2 separate regions of the Homo sapiens genome follow, and region 2 is linked to region 1. A link is a contact called in ENCODE Hi-C data. All regions are on one chromosome and are shown on one strand. Each heading gives the region's core, a stretch centred on a gene start or an enhancer-like site at or near the end of the contact. The rest is flanking DNA. Distances are from core to core; before and after follow the strand shown. Region 1 overlaps CMSS1 (cms1 ribosomal small subunit homolog). Region 2 overlaps SENP7 (SUMO specific peptidase 7).

Region 1 (6,888 bases), core at 3,124-5,623:
CCTAACAATCGAGTACTTCTTACGGGAAGCTGGGACAGTTCAAGAAAAAAATGGATTGAAGGAGAGGAATAGAGCCAAAGTTCCCAGACCTTGACAACTAGGGCAAATGTAACAAGTCCACATTCATCATGGAAAAATGTAAAGTCCTACATGTTTGTGGAAGAAAATGACTGCATTCGCAGAACAAGAGGGATAAAGGGCTAACATAGCCTGTGCTGGTCACAGCCTTCTTTGCTCATCTCTCTTTACCTCAATGTGAAGATCAGTGACAGACCCCCTGAGCAGGGAATGTTTTTTGAATTATAATGATGGAGACAAGTATCCTGTGTCTCAAATTGACAAGAAGTACTCCCCAGTCCTCAAAGCTCAGAGAGGCTTTCTTCAGGCATATCCAGTATTTCATTCTTTACTGTGTTGTGCCTTATCTGCTCTCTGTACATACAAGTAAGGAAAAGAGAAAATATATGCAGAAAATCATGTCCAGTAAGTTTTATTCCCCTTTGAAAGATTATATTTTGTCTTTTGAAAGTCTCTCTGTCTCTGTTCTTTTCAGCTATATTAAATATTTGTTTCCTTCGTTCTTGAATCTCATTTTCTTGAGGCTTATAGCAGCTCAGCAGTCTCTAAGGTCTCTTTTCCCTCATCCATACTCTCACTTCTCTATTTTTGACTACTTTTGCAGGCCAGTAGGTATTTATTATGTCTCATTTGCTGTGGGAGACAGGCTCCACCCCATCCTACCATACTCCCAGACTTTATTCCTTTTAACCATCTAACTAGCCATCCATTTGAGTCAGTTAGGACATGGAGACTTGAGAAATTTACATCCCTGGAAGGTGATTATGATATGTTGAATTTATTTTTTAAAACTTTTTTTACAAAATGACAAAAAATTGTGTATATTTAGGGGATACAATGTGATATTTTAATCTCTGTATACATTATAGAAAGAATCAATCAAGCTAGTTAACATATCCATCACCTCACCAACTTATTTTATTGTGACAAGAACATTAAAAATCTATCCTTTTAGCAATTTTGAAATATGCAGTATGTTATTTTGAATAACTGTAGTCATTATGCAGTGCAATAGAGATCAGCTTTTTAGATTCTACATAGAAATGAGATCATACATACTTGTCTTTCTGTGCCTAGCTTATTTCACTTAGCATGATGTCCTCCAGTTCCATCCACGTTGTTGGAAGGACAGAATTTCCTTCTGTTTGAAGGCTAGCTAGTAGTTCATTGGGTGTATATACCATATTTCTATGACAAACTCTGTCCTGCTTTGCAAGATTTTAAAAGGGAATGTGCTTTAGAACAAGACACATTGAGATTTGGGTTCAAATCCTGTGACCTTGAGCCAGTTACTTGCCTCGTTTATTCATTTAACAAATTTTGATTGAGCGTCTTCTATGTGCCAGGCATTGTGATGGGCACAAGCGATGCAGTTGTTTACAAGATTGACATGGTCTTTGCCCTAATGAAGTTTATATTCTAGTTAGGGAAACCAGTGAAAAATAAATATTTAAATAAGTATTTACATCATAGTATAAAGAAGTAACACAGGGGTAATCTGTCAAGGGGGGCAGTGAAAACTATTTTTGAAACAATAGGTAAGCTGAGGCTCAAAGAATGAGTAGGAGTTAGCCAAACAGAGTATACAAGAGCATCACAGGCTAAAGGACAGCTTGCTCCAAGAACCCAAGTCAGGAAGGAACTTGAGACAAAAGAGGAACTGAAAAAAGTCAAGCTAGACTAGAGCCCAGTGAAAGAGAGGGAAGTAGAAAGATACAGAGGTAGTGAAGCCAGATTATACAGGGCCTTATAGGCACTGGCAAGAATCTTGGTCTTTTCTAAGAGCAATGAGTAACCATTGAAAGATTTTTTTAATGAGGTAAAAACTTGATTTGTATTTAAATCACTCTGATTATTGTACCTCATCACACAGTAGATGAGAGAAGGAAACCAATGTGAAAAAGGCTGGTGCCATTTTTCAGGTGAGAGATGATGGTGGCAGTCAATGGAGTGGTTAATGGCTCCAAAACAGATTTAGGAGGTAGAGCTGACAGGACTAGTGGCTCTCTGCTTTGGTGACATTGCAGAATAGTAGTGTCTCTGATGACTTCCATTTTTCTGATATGAGGTGCTGTTTCCTGAAGTTAAGAACATTTAGAGGAGAGTCTAGCCTGGGCGTAGAGAGGACTAGATCCTAAGCTCAGTTTGGAACATGTTTGATCTGAGATGCTTGTGATATATCCAAGGGGAGATGGTATGCAGGTAATTGTAAAAACAGATCTGGCGCTCACAAGAGATGTAGGCTAGAAATATAAATTGGATAACAGTTTATAGATTATATTTAAAGCTGCGAATATGACCTCTCGAAGCCTTAGTTGTTGCATCTATAACTTGGAAGTAATGATCTAGCTGTGCAAAGAGGTTGAAAGGGATGCGTACAGCACATAGCACAGTATCTAGCTCATAGTAAGCACTCAATATATGGTAATTGCCATTATTACTATGTCTAGGAAAATCTCACAGCCTTATTCTCTGAGTTAGCACTAATTGACAAAGAGGAGAGTGGAAAAGAGTGAATAAAGGAATGAACATAAATCTGTGAAAATATGTGTATAAAATCGAGATAAAACCATTAGCTTTCATTGTGCTGCTGTGTTAGAATTTTTTTTTTGTAATTTTTAATTCCCAGGCATCCCTCCTCTCGCAAACACCTCCTATAATTCTCCCCCTGAAAAATCAGGGGACTTCATTTATCTTAAATGGGACATTTGGACCCAAATGATTTCTGAGGCTGCCCCCAGGTTCTTCATCTTGGTGGGTTCTCATTATTGCTGCTGCAGTGACTGATTGATTTGTTGAGAAATATCTGTCTAAATATTCTTCTGGTAACATTATTTTTAGGAAGGCAAAGCCTTTACATTTCCAGACGGCAGCTTTGCTGTGAATGTGGGGAAACCACAGAAAGCTGTAACACATTGCACATGTCAGCAAGGCCTTCTGGGCTTCTTGGCATTCCTAATGATGATAATGATCCCACTTGGTGGAGTCTGACCCTCCCTGCAGCTGGTGTCCTTTCTGCGCAGGGATGAGGTCACTGGGGAAGGGGGAGGAGGCGGAGCTGGGGTGGATGAGAGAAGGGAAGGGGAAGAAGCTGTCACATCTGCATTCTTGGTGGAAAAATGGAAACATGTTTGCCACATGCTTGCTTTGTTTGTTTATTTTTTAAGGAAAGGGTATGGAGAGGCAAGAGAATAGTGAGGAATTGTAACATGATGACTGCTTGGTTTTCCCCCAAGGCTTCACAGCTAAATAGCTGTATTCTCAATAACAGGCTCATCAAATTTCCCAGGGCACTGATAACTCTATGAATCTAATCCTGAATACTTGAAACTGATCAGGGCCAGGATATTCCAGCGTTTGGATCCAGTAACTTCTTTAGAGTTGTGAAAATTCCTAATTCTAGATAGTCCACTCCTCCTTATGCCTCAGACATGTCTTAAAAAGGGAAATTCAGAATTTGCAGAATTATTTTTATATTTGGCAATGTAGTTAAAAGTATCAGGTTGTTCACCTATTTCTCAAAGTTGTCACTGAAAGTAAACAACCTTTTTTTTTTTTTAAGTTTACTAGTAGTAGCCTAACTGGTAGATCATAGTTTTATCTCTAGAGCTTGTTGTATATACAGAGATTATAAATCTAGAATTCCCCAACTCCCCCCAGGATTTGGGATTGTTGTTACAATTGGTTGTTGTTGATGTTTTTGTGAGGAGAGAGGTTAGCAAAAGAGGGGTCCTGTTGTCATTACAGGGAATGACCTGGCCTGGGCAAAATCACAACCAACCACTTGGCCATCTCAGCTCCAGGTAATAGAAATAAGTCAGCGCTGACAGAAGTGAGAAAAATACTCAAAATGCTCTCAAGATGGTTTTGAACCCTTCAAACCTGATAAGGCCAGGTCTGATTAGCCTTTGTATCTTCAATACCTCAGCCAGGGCCTAATAGATAGTAAGTGCTCAGTGAGTGGTGAGTGGCCAAGTAACCCAGTTTTCCTATTTTCCATGGTTCAGGACTACTGTTGGTAGGCAGAACAAATGACCATGAGTAATTAGGTAGAGGGAAAAAATATTTCCTCCTAAATCATGGAGAAAGAGGCTGTTATTTAAGTAAATATAATAATTGACTATCAACAGTGCTCCCGACTTGAGTTTTCAAGATAAAATGTAAAGGGTATTGTCCTCAGGTTTTGAAGGTCCAAAACTGCTAAATGTTTAGCCATTGAAGTTTTCTAACCTAAATTTCCTTGTTGGTAAAATGGGTATAATACTTTCTCTGCCTACCTTTCTAGGGTTATTTTCAGGATTAAATGCTTTTAAGGAAGTGAAACTAGTAAAAACTATCGGAGGGAAGTGTTGTTATTTTCTTCTTTTGAGAACAATATATCTTTAAACATTTTTAGAAGAAAAAAAGGTTTTGAATTCCTTGAAGAAAAGGTGCTTCCAAAGCATATTTATTGATGCTATTATTGTAAATCCCTCTTTAAGCTTCATGCATTTAAAAATTAATGACAACTCTCCTCTTCCTTTCTGGAAAGCTTTTATGACTTAACTCCAAATTCTATGTGTTTAAAAAAACTAAAGTATCATGTCCTCCTTAAAGAATACCATTATTATTCATAACCTCTGAAACCAGCGAGGGTCATAAAGCTACTGACTGCGAATGATTAAGTGGCCACAAATAAAACACTGGTATTACCACATGTAAATTCTTTCCCTGCAGTTTATGCCTCCGCAAACAGTGATTCAACTGCAGGTGTCTGTCAAGAGACAGTAGAGTTTTGTCCTTCTGGAAGCCTCACTGTATGTGAAGTCAAGAAACAATGCCCCTGCCACTGTCTAGCTATAGCCTCAATCAAATCATTTCACCTCTCTTAGCCTCTGCTTCCTCTTTTAACTGACAGGGCATTCAGTGGCTGTGCGTCTGGGCCTCACTGCTCTCCCCAGAAGGCATTTGAAAAAAAAAAGGAAGGCATTTTTGGTTGTCAAAATGACAGGGTGGGCGAAAAATGATAGGATGGAGGTAGCTTCTGGCACTTAGTAGGCAAATTTTCTATGGTGAGTTGAGCAGACTCATGAAAGAACGAATTGTCCCTCCTATAGTGTAAATATACCCTCCTAAGAAACACTGGGCCATAGCTTGTGAAAGTGAAAGGGTTTAAATTAGTAGTAAGGGACTGTCCCAGGCAAGCTGGCATATAGGGGCCAAACAGCCACAATCCAAGTCCACTTGTGCTTGCATTGTCTTCCTGCATTCTGGCCCTGTTTGCCCCACAAATGACCAGGTCCCAAGCTCTGCTGAACAGCCCTCAGGGAAGGGGACAGATAGGTCCAGACCAAATCCTTCCACTGTCTTTATTTTACTAGGAAAACTAGCAATAGACTTAAAGTTAACTCACTTGTTTATCCCTTAATTTGGTTATGCTTTAGTCCCAGAGGCCCCTCATTTCTCCCCTTTCCAGACCTTCAGAGCCTTCGGCACTGCCAGCCCTCAAGTATGGCAGCTGCTTGAAGCATTTGCTTGGGGTGAGTTGGGGAAAGAGGAGGAAGAGTAGAGCCAGCTCTTCCCTGCAGCTGTGGCTAACCGAGGCAAGCTGTGACACGGAGCTCACTCCATCTCAGTCAGAGCCCACCCTGAAGCCATATCTGTGGGTGCAAAGTTATTGTGACACAACCCACCACACAGTGTCAGGGGAGAAACTGAGCATGGTAATTGAGGTGCCAGGTGATTCTTGCACCACTTTTTTGGACTGCCATTTAGAGAGGGAAAATAAAAGCCAAATCAGGAATCATTTCCACTCTGTTAACATCTCACTAAAGGAAGCAATCAAGTCCAGGTGGGTTTTATGTTTCTCAGCCCCTGTACATGGACAAAGACTGGGATTCCAGATTTTCCTAACTAGCCCTAGGTTTTTCTCCTAGGACATTTTCTTTCTGCTTCTAAAATTGTATTTTACTCTTTAAAAAAAAATCTGTTGTGCAGAATTATATAAGGTTGATATGATGGCCTAGACTGATTGCTTAAATATGGACTTGGACAGTTATGGAAAAGCACTTTTGTTTGTGTCATGGAATTAAAGTTACCACACACACAATTGTCTATTTTCAAACCTAATGGATTACATCTTATATGAATAAAAGAGTATAGCAAACAAAAGGGCATAAAATTTTTATGCCAGAAACAAAGTCGATGTCTGAATTTAACTGGAAAAAAACTGTAGAAATTTGTGTCTGACAATTGCAAACAGTTCTCTTTCCTTGTTTTTTCTTTTACCTTCTCTCCTTACTATTTGAAGTTATACCTTTGGGAACACATATCTTCTCTACATTATAGAAACGTGGCAATAAATCATGGTAACAAATAAACTGTTCTCTTGTTTCATTTATCATCTGTTTTTGAGGTTTGAGCATACTCAACAAAGATTAGAGGTTAGACTATTGCTCTTCTAGCTTGTTATGAAACCCTAGGGTCTTACCGAACTTACCAAAGTCGATGAAGGATTAATTTGGGGAGAGCTTTTTAAAAAATCACTCAGCATTATAAGGGAGGTTAATATGGCACTAGAGTGTCATATTTTTAAGAGGGAGTCTTCTTTTTATTGATTGATCTATTTATACCTCACTTCCAAAACATATGCAGTACAGAAAATTAAAATAATTCATTGAGGGAATAAAAGTGATTAGAATATAAAGCCAGAGATAATAGTGAGAAACAGAAATAAGTTGACCCTTGAACAACATGGTTTTGAACTCTGTCGACTTCTGCCATTCCTGAGACAGCAAGAGCAACCCTTCTTCCTCCTCCTTCTCAGCCTAC
Region 2 (6,888 bases), core at 1,793-4,292, 1.3 Mb after region 1:
ATTCAACCACATACATGGTAAACTTTTAATAAATGATAAACTAAGAGCATCAAAATAAAAAAGAGAAATTAAACCCAAAACTGCATCAAACGAAGTGCAATACACAGGAGTTCCCAGTCCAACATGAAAGGAGCTTGGAAGTTATCTATCCTAACGGGTAAAACTGAAAAATCAACAACTCTTCCTGGACGTGACAGAAAAGTGAAGTCACAGGATGAATGGCTGCCCCCAAAATGGGAGAAAGACAGCCAGGTGAATACAGAGAATCGCAACTTACTAAAGCAAAAACCCACAAGCAGAAACAGTCCCAGTAACTACTATTGGAGTATGAAGACCTAAACTGCAATTGACAAATTGCTGAGGGTTCAGTGTACATAAGTCTAAGAGTTAAAAATCCCAGAGGACTTAGTCATAAAGGGGGTCGCACACTTTTGTGAGTTTTATCTCCAGGAGTTCAACCAGGTTCTCACAGTGAATATCAGAAAAATCCCCTCATGGTTCAGCAGAGGAAGGAAAACATTTTCAAATATATCAGAGCATTCTGTTCTTAACAAGGCCTGCCCTCAAGAAAAACTATTTCACCAGAGCCTAAACTATGAGTTATTTTTTAGAGCCTAATCAAGCAGGGGAAATAAAAAATACCCAACTCTAGCTCCGTCTAGCATTCTGTGTGAGGAAAAGCAAGGAAAATACACAATTCCAAGACCATCTAGCTTTCCATGTGGGAGAAGGGAAATATCTAACTTCATTATATTCCAGGTATGCTGTTGCACCAAAGCATTCAGAAGAGAATGAGAAGCACTTGTAAAGTTAACAGGCCAAGGACAAAGGCTCATTAACGCCTGAGGTTGCAATTTTTTGAATTTTTGCAATCACAGCTTGGTGATAACCTTTAGCAGTAGGATATAAATAACTTCCACATGCCTAGCGTTCCAGTAATAGAACACTAAGCATAAATGGGTTAAAAGACTGAAACCTAACAGGACTACAGAATGCTTTTCTTCCTCTCACATCTTACCACCACATTCCTAAAGGTCTATTTACAGTAGTTGCTTTTATCTAGTACGTCATGTCCAACTATCCAAAAAAAAACAAAAAACAAAAAGAAAATTAAAAGCCACTCTAAAAGAAAAAAAACCACAGTTTGACAACAAGTATCAGAACCAGAACCAGACATGTCAGAGATGTTGAATTATCAGATTAGGAATTTAAAACAAATATGATCAACAGATAAAGTATACAGCATATAAGCACTTATGGGCAATGTTAGCAGAGAGAAAGTGTAATGAAGAATGAAAAAGAAATACTAAAGATCAAAACACTGTAACAGAAATGAACAATGCCTTGGATGGGCTCACTAGTAGACAGGATATGGAAAAGGAAAGAATCTCTGAACTTGAGTATATAGAAATAGAAAATTCCAACACAGGAAAGCAAAGAGAAAAAAAGACTAAAAAAACCCGTAACAGAATATTGAAGAAATGTGGGACAACTACAATAGGTGTAGCATAGGCATAATGGGAATATCATAAGAAGAAAGAGGTAAAGAAACAGAGGAAAAATGCAAAGCAATAATGCATGAGAATTTCCCCAAATTAATGTCAGACACCAAATCACAGACTGGCAAGTTCAGAGAACACCAAAGAGAATAAATGCCCAAAAAATAACACCTAGGCATATCATATTAAACTGCAAAAAAATCAAAGATTTAAAAACAGTTAATAAAATCCAGAAAAAAATAAGCCCTTAACTATAGAAAAACAAAGACAAGAATTGTATCTCATTTCTCAGAAACCATGCAAGTAAGAACACTGTGGAGTGAAATCTTTTAAGTGTTCAGAGAAAAAAAACCTACCAATAAATAAATAAAGTACAAAGTTGCAGGATTAATACTCTCTGATTTCAAAACTTTCTGTAAAGCTACGGTAATCAAAACAGTGTGGTACTAGTATAAAAACAGACACATAAACCAACAGAACAGAATAGAGATCCCAGAAATAAACCCTCAAATACATGGTCAAATGATTTTCAACAAGGGTACCAAGACCATTCAATGAGGAAAGGGCAGCCTTTTCAACAAATGATGCTGGAAAAACTGAATAGCCACATGCAAAACAATGAATCTGTACCCTTACCTAACACCATATACAATAATTAACACAAAATGGATCAGAGACCTAAGCATAAGGCATAAAGCTATTTTGAAAATTCTTGGAAGAAAACATAGGGGAAAATCTTCACATTAGATTTGTTAACATTTCTGAATATGACAACAAAAGCACAGTCAACTAAAGAAACAGATTACGTAGACTTCATCAGAGTAAAAAGGCAACCCACAGAATGAGACGAAATATTTGCAAATCCCATATCTATTAAGGGATCAGTATCCAGAATATATAAAGAAATCCTACAACTTACAAAAAAAATCCAATTCAAAAGCAGGCAAAGTACTTGAATAAACATTTCTCTAAAGAAGACATATAAATGGCCAACAACACGAAAAGATGTTCAATATCACTATTCATTAGGAAAATGAAAATCAAAATCACAATGAGATTCCACCTCACATGCATTAGGATGGTTATTATCAAAAAAACGAAAACAAGTATTGGCGAGATATGGAGTAACTGGAACCCTTGTGCACTGCTGGTGGCAATGTAACATGGTGCAGCCACTATGAATAATAGTATGATGTTTCCTCAAAAAGCTAAAAATAGATTGCCATATGATCCAGCACTTCTACTTCTGGATATATACCCAAAAGAACTTAAAGGAGAGATACAAACACACACTGAACACCCATGTTCATAATGGCATTACACACAATAGCCAAAATGTAGAAGCAACACCACTATCTATCAACAGATGAATAGAACAAAATTTAGTTGATACATAAAATGGAATATAGTCAGCCTTAAAAAGGAAGAACATTCTGACACATGCTGCAACATAGATGAACTTTTAAGACACTATGCTAAGCGAGATAAGTCAGTTAGCAAAGGACAAATACTGTGATTCCACTTATTTAAGGTACTTAGGGTCATGAAATAAATCATAGAAACTGAAAGTAGAATGGTGGCTGTCAGGGTTTAGGGGGAGAGAGGAATGAGGAGTTCCTGTTTCATAGATACAGAGTTTCAGTTTGGTAAAAATGAAAAAAGTTCTGAAAATGAATGGTGGTAATGGTTGTACAATAATGTGAATGTACTTAAAATAGATTAAAGTCCCTATTATTCAAAATGAGAACACAGATACTAATTAACTTTGGACTTTGATAGGTCTATCAAGTATATTATAATTTATAGAAAACTATTTAAAAATAGAAAGAGTCTAAATCTTCTAGAACGTAAAGCAAACCACCGCCCCCCCCCCCACACACACACACAAAACAAAACATAACTAATTTTTAAAATACAAGAATGGGTGGGGCACAGTGGTGCACACCTATAGTGTGCTACTTCGAAGGCTGACTTGAGGCCAGGAGTTCAAGGCTGTAGTGCACTATAATCATGCCTGTAAATAGCCACTGCACTCCAGCCTGGGCAACATAGCAAGACCTATCTCTAAAAAAAAAAAAAATACAAGAAAGGAAAAAAAGTCAAGCAGACCAAATAAAAAGCATAAAGAAAAATAGTAGTATAAAATATAAACAGACTATGCCTTATAGTTAAAAATAAATGTAGACTGAATGTAAAAAGAGAAGTATCCAGATACATACTATTTACTGGCAACACATATAAAATGAAAATGTCCAAAGGAGCATTGTTTATGAGAGAAAAAAAACTGGATACAATCCAAACTCCATCAATAAAAAGTAGGTAGATCTATTTTTAATATTAATACAATAAATACATAAGTAAAACTGGATGATCTCTAGCTCTATGCATCAACATGAATGAATCTCACAAAAATGTTAGGCAAAAAAAATGCATGCCATGTAATACATATTGTTCAGTAACCTGAATCATTTTTCTAAAGTTCACAATTATATAAAACTTAAAATTCAGAAAAGTGGTTAATTCTAAGGCGAATGCATGGGAATGGGACAGAATGGGCAAAGTGGGGAACACAGAAGGCTTCGGTGATGCTGATAATAGTCTATTTTTTAATAGAAGGTGAACATTTGGGTGTTTATTTTAACATTATGTTTTTTAACTTAAATGCATCTCATATATATTAGACCTGTGTTATAGTTCTACCTCTGCCACTTAATCTCTTTGAACCTCAAAAAGTTTCCACATTTATAAAATAGAAATATTAACTGCTCTCCTATCTATCTCATAGGCCTAAAGTAAAGATTAATATCAAAAGAGGATAGTGTGAAATGAATAAAAATAACACTATTTTTCATGATTATAATCATTTAATCCAGAAAAATATTTAGATGAAAGCATATCAAAATATTATCAATGCTTATTATTGAGGAATGGATTATGGGTAATATCAATTTCATACTTTTCTATATATCTCTTAATATAAATATGCATTATTGTTCAAATTAGGAAAAAGTTTAAATGTTTACATAAATTACATATAGATAATAATGAAATATTATTTTGAAAAGAGTGATAACCATATAATGCAAATGTTCAAGAGTTAACCGTGCAAATGAGTATCATTATTAGTAATTTTATTCAAAACTGACTAATGTTTCTAGCATAAAGGAGTTGAACTTAGGATATATGCACTATTTGTATCAGTGTTTTTCAAATTGCTAGTCAGAAGAAAATTTATGACATAAAACATAGAAGAGAAATTTTAAGTTAACAGGGGAAAATGATCTCAAAATAGAGTATCTTCTTTAGTGTTTATGTGGATTATTGTCATTACCAAATTACCAAAGGAAAGCTTAAAAAGAAAATCAACTGACATGAATATAGGAAACTATGACAGAGCTGGAATACATTAATAAAAATGAAACCTCCTCCACTTCCATTTAAAAGCTTTGGGCTCCCTCTGTTGGAAGTCTATATTAGAGTCTTGCAATTTAAAATAGCAATTTGATCCCTTTCACTCAAGGCTAATTACCAATCCCTGCTGAGTGGCTAGCTACAATAAAACCTTTATTACTTTTGTAAAACATAATTTTATGAAATATTTTTCTTCTTTTTTTTATTTTTAGGTACAGGGTCTCACTCTGTCACCCATGCTGGAGTGCAGTGGCTTGATCATCGCTCATTGTAACCTCTAACTCCTGGGCTCAAGCAACCTTCCAGCTTCAGCTTTCTTAGTAGATAGGACTACAGGCACACAGTACTGCACCTGACTAATTCTTTTTTTAAAAGTTTTTTGTAGAGACAGGGTCTTGCTATGCTTCCCAGGCTGATCTTGAACTCCTGACCTCAAGCCATCCTCCTATCTTGGCCTCCCAAAGCACTGAGATTACAGGTATGAGTCACCACACCCAAGCCTATTTTCTAATACAATTCGGTATATATTATTTGGAAATTAAATTAGACTTCTTTACATTAGCAGTTATAAAGTATTTCTAAAAATCCCAATGGGAAGTAAAATTTAAAAATACTAAAACATTCTGCTCAGTCTGACCTAAAAGGGAGTTCTTAATAAATATTTATAATGGAAGGGCAAAAAAAGAATCAGAACTTCAATTAGGAAAGTAATCTACAGACTTGTTCAGGAATTGATAGCTCATCTAAAGCAGTACAAATGAGAACAGTAGCTGGCTGACTTATCTCCATATTTGGGGTTAAAGAGGTCTTGCCAGGGATAAGCCAAAACACAGGAATTAAACACTAACATATTTTGCAAAATAAACTAAAAGTCTTCTATATCAAAGATACTATAAAGAAAGTGTAGTATAGCAAACTTGAAAAACAATTTACAATACATATTACAAAGAGTCAATACCTTTAATGAGAGTTTTTAAAATGAATAAGAGATGAGCACCCTAATAAGGACAAATACTAACAGAAACTCATATAAGAAATTTTTTAAAACATATTCACTAAAAATGATTAAGTTTGGATAATTGTCCCTGACCAAATCTCATAGTGAACTATATCCCCATGCTAGAGGTGAGGCCTGGTGAGAGGTGTTTAGGTCATGGGAGCAGATCCTTCAGGGCTTGGTGCCGTCTTCATGATAAGTGAGTGAGTTCTTGCTACATCTGGTTAAGAGTGTGTAGCAGCCTCCCCACTCTTTCTCTTGCTCCTGCTTTCACCATGTGATGTGCCTGCTCCCCCTTTGCTTTCCACTGATGGCAGCAGCAGCAGCCCATCTGGAGCAGCTGCTGCAAAGAGGCCGGCTGCAGTGGGGGAGGCACAGCCGGGACTGCAAATTCCACAGAGCTGGTGGGAGCTGGGAACAGGCAGAAGCCCCACCCTCCTTCCAAGTTGGAGGGGCGGGAGTCCTGCCTTCCCCAGCACTGCTGCAGCCACATAGCCACAGCTGCAAACCTGGGCATTCCTGTACTCTAAGGAGCCCAGGAAGGCCCCCATGCCCCCGCACACTCAGAAGTGTCTGCTCCCACTGCCCAGCCTCTCCACTCTCAGTGCCCACTCCAATTCTAGAGCAAAGTTGAGGCCAAGGCGAGGCACTGTCACAACCTGGCCAGGTGTACACATGCTCGGGTACACGCCAGCCCCCTGCCACCTCAGCCCCCTCTGGACTTTGGGGGCCAATGAGCACAGGAGGGAAGGGGATGCTGAGGGCAGCTCAGTGTGGGCCTGCAGGCACCCCTCAGCATGAACTGCCTGGGCACTGGGGATAGGAGGTTGATGGCAGTGGGAGGCAGACCAGTTCCTGGGCAGAAAGGGGAGTGTCCCCAGTGAAGCCCCTCCTTCAGGCCTGGGACAGCCTGAAGTCTGGGGCCCAGGCTCCCAGTTCCGTGGACCAGAGTGACAACTTATGGTGCTTTCTCCAGGCTGA

The links. Hi-C counts contacts between places; a loop is a spot of excess contacts on that map. Pooled maps may share reads with other maps.
Region 2: a loop to region 1 is called in a map with no recorded cell type, with 5 times the contacts of the local background. The contact joins two enhancer-like sites. A Hi-C loop is called at or near these places in 2 of 37 single-sample maps with no recorded cell type and 2 of 50 pooled maps.

What each region holds. Positions count from the first base shown.
Region 1 is chr3:100,042,803-100,049,690 of GRCh38, forward strand. The region is part of intron 1 of CMSS1 (cms1 ribosomal small subunit homolog); the gene reads left to right. All of the region lies in intron 1 of FILIP1L (filamin A interacting protein 1 like), which reads right to left. Among named protein-coding and RNA genes, the nearest start is that of FILIP1L, 68 kb to the right of the region's middle. RefSeq lists an enhancer at 4,957-5,046. Within about 2 kb of position 4,374, at least 14 of the 41 ENCODE cell types and tissues checked have a DNase peak (open chromatin) inside an H3K27ac peak, as active enhancers do.
Region 2 is chr3:101,377,074-101,383,961 of GRCh38, forward strand. All of the region lies in intron 6 of SENP7 (SUMO specific peptidase 7), which reads right to left. Among named protein-coding and RNA genes, the nearest start is that of IMPG2, 60 kb to the left of the region's middle. Within about 2 kb of position 3,043, at least 3 of the 41 ENCODE cell types and tissues checked have a DNase peak (open chromatin) inside an H3K27ac peak, as active enhancers do.